2 separate regions of the Homo sapiens genome follow, and region 1 is linked to region 2. Evidence: read pairs that join two places in POLR2A ChIA-PET (ENCODE). Cell type or tissue: OCI-LY7. All regions are shown on one strand. Links, peaks and the distances in the headings refer to the core of each region. The heading gives the core; the rest is flanking DNA. Region 1 overlaps LOC112268239 (a long non-coding RNA gene). Region 2 has its middle 20 kb from the start of CTSK.

Region 1 (2,924 bases), core at 102-2,601, 150 kb after region 2:
TGGGATTACAGGCATGAGCCACCGCACCTGGCCTCTCTTTTAGTTATTTTTTAATGAACAATTATTTTTTACTATAGTCACCCTGTTGTGATAGCAAATACTAGATCTTACTTTTCTTTCTATATTTTGTGTACCCATTAACCATCCCCTCTTTACCCGCATCGCAAAGAATGCATTTCAATCGGGTATATATACCTAGGAGAGGGATTGCAAGGTCATGGGTTTTGGATTATGTACAGCTTTAGTATATATTGCCACCAGCTTTCCAAAGTATGTTGTACCAATTTATACCCCAACCAGCCATACTGCAGGTCTTTGGAACTGTCAAGTCATATATTTATGAGCATATGATTGTGCTGAGCAGAAGTCTGGATAAATAAAAGCCACTGTTAATTCCTGTGACCTTGCTTTAATTTTATAGAAACTGAGCTGCATTGGTTGGTTTCAGGGGATCTATGTACATCCTAAAATACGTATAATATTGCATGTATGTATTTGTGCTTAAGCACATTTGGGGGACAGAAGAACCATAGTTTATACCAGATTCTCAAAGATCAGATTTGGAAAAACTGGTGGCAATATATACTAAAGTAAACATAATGCAATACTTTACGCACACCACCCCCACCCCAACAAAAAAAAAGTTAAAAAGCTTAATAATGACTGCTTTATGGGAGTCCAACAATCAAGAAGCTATTATTACTCAGGAATACTTTGCTTGTTATTAGCAAATACTGTTCCAGGTTGGTGGTGGTCTGTTGACACAGACACCCAGTCCAAACAGCCAGGTTTCCTGTGGTTAACAGAGAAGGATTAGAACTCTTGACTACTTAATTTTCCTTTTATTTCTAGTAGGTTAAAATCTTTTATTAAAATAGCTTCTGGTGTGGGGGGGAATAGCTTCATAATGCTTTTTATAATTATATATTTTCAATAACTATATTTTTAGAATAGATTCATTGCGATTATAATTCACATACCATACAGTATACCCATTTAAAGTGAATAGTGGTCAGGTGCAGTGGCTCACGCCTGTAATCCCAGCACTTTGGGAGGCCGAGGCGGGTGAATCGCCTAAGGTCAGGAGTTCAAGACCAGCCTGGCCCATATGGTGATACCCCATCTCTACTAAAAATACAAAAAGTAGCCGGACGTGGTGGCGGGCGCCTGTAATCCCAGCTACTCCGGAGGCTGAGGCAGGAGAATGGCTTGAACCTGGGAGGCAGAGGTTGCAGTGAGCTGAGATCGTGCCACTGCACTCCACCCGCCTCAGCCTCCTGAAGTGCTGGGATTACAGGCTTAAGGTACTGCGCCTGACCATTTATTTTTATTAACAAATAATATTCCAATGTATGGATATACCATAGTTTATCCATCAATTGATGGACCTGGTAACTATTTTAAATTATGTCTGTATAGAATATAATGTGTCCATAGCAAAATCTATATTTTCCCTCCTAAACCTTCTACTTAAGGCCTCCCCGTCTCAGTAAACAATGTTATCATTCACCTAGTTGCTCAGACCCAAAACTTTGAAATCATCCTTGAGTCTGCAAATGCTGTTGGTGGTACCTTTAAAATAGATCCCACATCTAGCCATTTTCAACCATCTCCATAGCTACTACACCCTAGTCCAAGTCACTGTCATCTCTTACCTGAACTATTGTAAAAGCCTAATTGGTTTCCTGCTACTACTTCCACTCTGGGTCCCCATGGAGCAGCGGAAGGATCAGTTTAATACCTAAATGATTTTGTGTCAGTCCCCTCCTCAACACCATCTGATGGGTGCCCATTACACAAAAAATAAAATCCAAGTTCTTACCATGACCTAAGAAGCCAAAAACAATCTCATCCCTGCCTGCATCTCTTCTCTTATTCCGGCTCTTAGCTACATTGACCTTCTTGCTGTTTCTCAAATACACCAAAAATATGCTTTTGCTTTAGGAGCTTTGGATTTGCTCTTCCCTCTGCCTGAACCAGTTTCCCTCCAGATAACTGTTGGCTCACTCCCCAACCAGATTTCTGCTCAGATACCTCAGGTCTTCCCCCAATCACCCGATCTATGGCCCAAAGTGGTGGCTCACACCTGTAATCCCAGCACTTTGGGAGGCAGATGGATCACTTAACGTCAGGAGTTCAAGACCAGCCTGGCCAACATGGTGAAACCCCGTCTCTACTAAAAATACAAAAATTACTATATATATACCTCTTCCCGCCCAGTCACAAATAGAATAATCTGGGCCCCAGACATTGTGCTAGTTTTTGTGAAACCTCACTCATATTTTACAGGCTGAAAGTTCCACCCTTCCTAATGCTCAGTAATTTAGCTATATCAAGGATAAATGGGCTGGGCACGGTGACTCATGCCTGTAATCTCAGAACTTTGGGAGGCCCAGATGGGTGGATCACCTGAGGTCAGGAGTTCAAGACCAACCTGGCCAACAGGGTGAAACCCCGCCTCTACTAAAAACACAAAAATTAGCCAGACATGGTGGCGCGCACCTGCAATCCCAGCTACTCAGGAGGCTGAGTGAAGGGGTGGCCTGCCCCTCCACACTTGTGGGCATTTCTTGTCAGGTGGAATGAGAGACTTAAGAAAAGAAGGAGACACAGAGACAAAGTATAGAGAAAGAAAAGTGGGCTTAGGGAAGTGGCGCTCAGCATACAGTGGACCCGCACCGGCACCAGTCTCTGAGTTCCCTCAGTATTTATTGATCATTATTGGGCGTTTCTCGGAGAGGGGGATGTGGCAGGACAATAGGGTAATAGTGGAGAGAAGGTCAGCAGGAAAACATGTGAACAAACGTCTCCGCATCATAAACAAGGTAAAGAAAAAAGTGCTGTGCTTTTGATGTGCATACACATAAACATCTCAATGCCTTAAAGAGCAGTATTGCTGCCAGCATGTCCCACATCCAGCCCTA
Region 2 (2,924 bases), core at 157-2,656:
CTGGTGAAAAAAAGTATACTTCCAACACCTTTTAGCTTAGCTATTCTCAACTTTCCCATATTACTATAGAGAAGACAGATGTTGTTCACATTTTCGACACATTTCCACGGACACGCTCACAAAATAATATCAGTCGTTGGTAGCTACCCATAATTCTCCCCTTCTCTCTCCCAGAAAGCATACTGGAATGCACATCTATCAACATAATATTATTATAGGGATAATCTGCTGAATTGGCTCTAATTGTTAAACATGTCACTTTCAAACTGTTGGTACTTTTTTATTAGTAATACATTTCTTGTGACTTACTTTGTAATTAATTGTAACACATCAAATGTGTCACACCAATTGTTATTCATTTGTTAGGGGAGGGGTCTTATCACTGGCTTCTAGAGTACTCCCTAATTATGTCTTATTTTGTTCTCTTGGTAAAATTAAGCTCCTTCTTTGAGTACACATTGCTAGGTGACAAGGAGTACTTGTAGGATAATGGGGGATGTCTACTAGGATCAAATAATGCACCAAGCAGATAAGCTACACAGAATATCAGAAAGAATATATATTTTCAATTCAGAACATTCCTATTTTCCCTAATGACTCAAGAATTCTGTTTTCTTTCTTCAGAAAGTTATTGCATAATATTAACATAAAGTTAATTGAGGGGAAACTCAACATTATGGTAAAATCGTCTTTTCTAGTCCCATATTCTCCTATAGTCCATGAAGGGTATTCCTCACCTCACCTTTGTGCATTTCTTGGACAGTGAGGTCAGTAAGAAGTAAACTATTTTATTATGAAAATAATGTATGTTATTAAATTCCTAGCACACTTGGGTAAATTAACAGAGACTAGAACTAGCATTGGAATGAATCATCCTAAAATTCAAAATCCTTTTCTTTAAGACTAAATAAGGGTAGGGCGCAGTGGCTCACGCCTGTAATCCCAGCACTTTGGGAGGCTGAGGCAGGTAGATCGCCTGAGGTCAGGAGTTCAAGACCAGCCTGGCCAATATAGCAAAACCCTGTCTCTATTACAAAAAAAAACAAAAAACAAAAATTAGCCAGGCGTGATGGCGCGCCTGTAATCCCAGCTACTCAGGAGGCTGAGGCAGGAGAATTGCTTGAACGTGGAGGTGGAGGTTGCAGTGAGCCGAGATTGCACCACTGCACTCCAGCCTGGGCGACAGAGCAAGACTGTCTCTCTCTCTCTCTCTCTCACACACACACACACACACAGACTAAATAAGACAGAGAAACTTAAAGCAGCTGATTTTCAGGGGGCATGAAGCTAAGAGATGGTTACTTCAAAAGCTTGAAAAGGTACAACTGTAACAAGCAGGGACAAAGCTTCCTTATTTTGCTTTCATTTCTCCTTTTCCACGTTATTCAGGAGATGTTGCCTCGTTTGTGATGAAAGGGAGTCTGCATTCCCGATAAGACTTAGTGTTGTGCAGCATTCTGGATAAGACTTAGTTGTTGTGCAACTGTTGTGCAAAACATTTGCCTTGTTTTTTTGTTTTCAATCGCTATTGAAATAAATTTGCAAAAAGTGTGCCCCATTTCAGGGCAATTTACAGCTTTGCAAAAATCCAGTTTACAGCTTTGGAATGTCACAGGATGATGTGTAAGTTTATAAAATACCTTAAGTGATACAAGGATAGATTATCTAATGACATGTTCCCCTAATGTATTCAAACACTGTATGTGTTTACAGACTTTTGCATACCAGGAGGAGATTCAAAGAGAAACCTAAGGCTTAAAGCCTCAGAAGCCACTGCCAAGTCATGATGAACCAGAAATGAAGACAAACCATGTAGAATATTATAATTAGGAAAAGTTAATTCAATGAATGTTTATTGATTATTATCTAAATATGTGTTAAGCCACAGTGCAATACAAAGATGAGTAGGACAAGATCCTGTATTTTCAAGTTAGCTAGTGAGATAAAACTATCTTACGTGCTACAAATACAGAATCAGAATTTCGTGGTACAATTTGTATCGTGCAAGTGTAGCTAGAGGGAAGAAGAGTTGGGGTAGTTAGAGAAGGCTCTGAGGAGGCAGTACTTGAAGTGGATCTTGCAGAACAAAGAGGCCAAGGAATGGAGAGAGCCATTCTAGAAAGGAGGCAAGAATGATTGGGCAACTGGGGAGGTCCATGGGACCAGCATGGCTACATCAGAGGCTGAGTTTTCAAAATCTGGGGTTTTGTTTGTTTGTTTTTGTTGTTGTTGTTGTTGTTTGAGACTAGTCTTGTTCTGTCACCCAGGCTGTAGTGCAATGGTGCGATCTCAGCTCACTGCAATCTCCGCCTGCTGGATTCAAGTGATTCTCGTGCCTCAGCCTCCCAAGTAGCTGGGACTACAGATGAGGCACTAATTTTTATATTTTTAGTAGAAACGTGGTTTCACCATGTTGGCCAGACTGGTCTCAAACTCCTGGCCTCAAGTGATCCACCAGCCTCGGCCTCCCAAAGTGCTGGGATTACAGGCATGAGCCATCAGATTGCCTGAGCTCAGGAGTTCAACACCAGCCTGGGCAACACGGTGAAACCCCATCTCCACTAAACTACAAAAAATTGGCATGGAGGCGTGTGCCTGTAATCCCAGCTACTCGGGAGGCTGAGGCAGAGAATTGCTTGAACCAGGGAGGCAGAGTTTGCAGTGAGCCGAGATCGCGCCACTGCACTCCAGCCTGGGCAACAGAGCGAGACCCCCTCTTTAAAACAAAAACAAAAACAAATTGAGTAAAATGCTCAGGAAAGGGATCCAGAGCATGGGGAAAGAGCCTTGGAAGGCAGGGGCGCAGGACTTCATGCAGCAGGCAACAGAAAACATTTCTAGAAAACAGCATGATAAAAATGTGTTTTAGGAGCACAGTTTGGCAGTGATGTGCAGGATGAGATTCCACAACAGACTGGAATGAA

Evidence for each region. ChIA-PET counts read pairs that join two places held together with the same protein. Peaks named below come from ENCODE experiments on the same cell type or tissue, not always from the same donor. Only the 100,000 strongest peaks of a DNase experiment are listed, where the experiment ranks them.
Region 1: POLR2A ChIA-PET joins it to region 2 with 5 read pairs; 4 of 35 experiments call an interaction of 5 or more read pairs at or near these places.

What each region holds. Positions count from the first base shown.
Region 1 is chr1:150,635,493-150,638,416 of GRCh38, reverse strand. It overlaps LOC112268239 (a long non-coding RNA gene), which reads right to left. Exons shown (of 2, transcript XR_007066603.1): 2 at 2,691-2,924. Among named protein-coding and RNA genes, the nearest start is that of ENSA, 7.3 kb to the right of the region's middle. RefSeq lists enhancers at 1-381, 1,526-2,150, 2,151-2,776, 2,777-2,924. In OCI-LY7, for the core only: no CTCF peak of the experiment used is centred there; no DNase peak of the experiment used is centred there; H3K4me3 peaks cover 325 bases; H3K27ac peaks cover 12 bases.
Region 2 is chr1:150,786,475-150,789,398 of GRCh38, reverse strand. No RefSeq gene overlaps it. Among named protein-coding and RNA genes, the nearest start is that of CTSK, 20 kb to the left of the region's middle. In OCI-LY7, for the core only: no CTCF peak of the experiment used is centred there; a DNase peak (open chromatin) is centred at 1,268.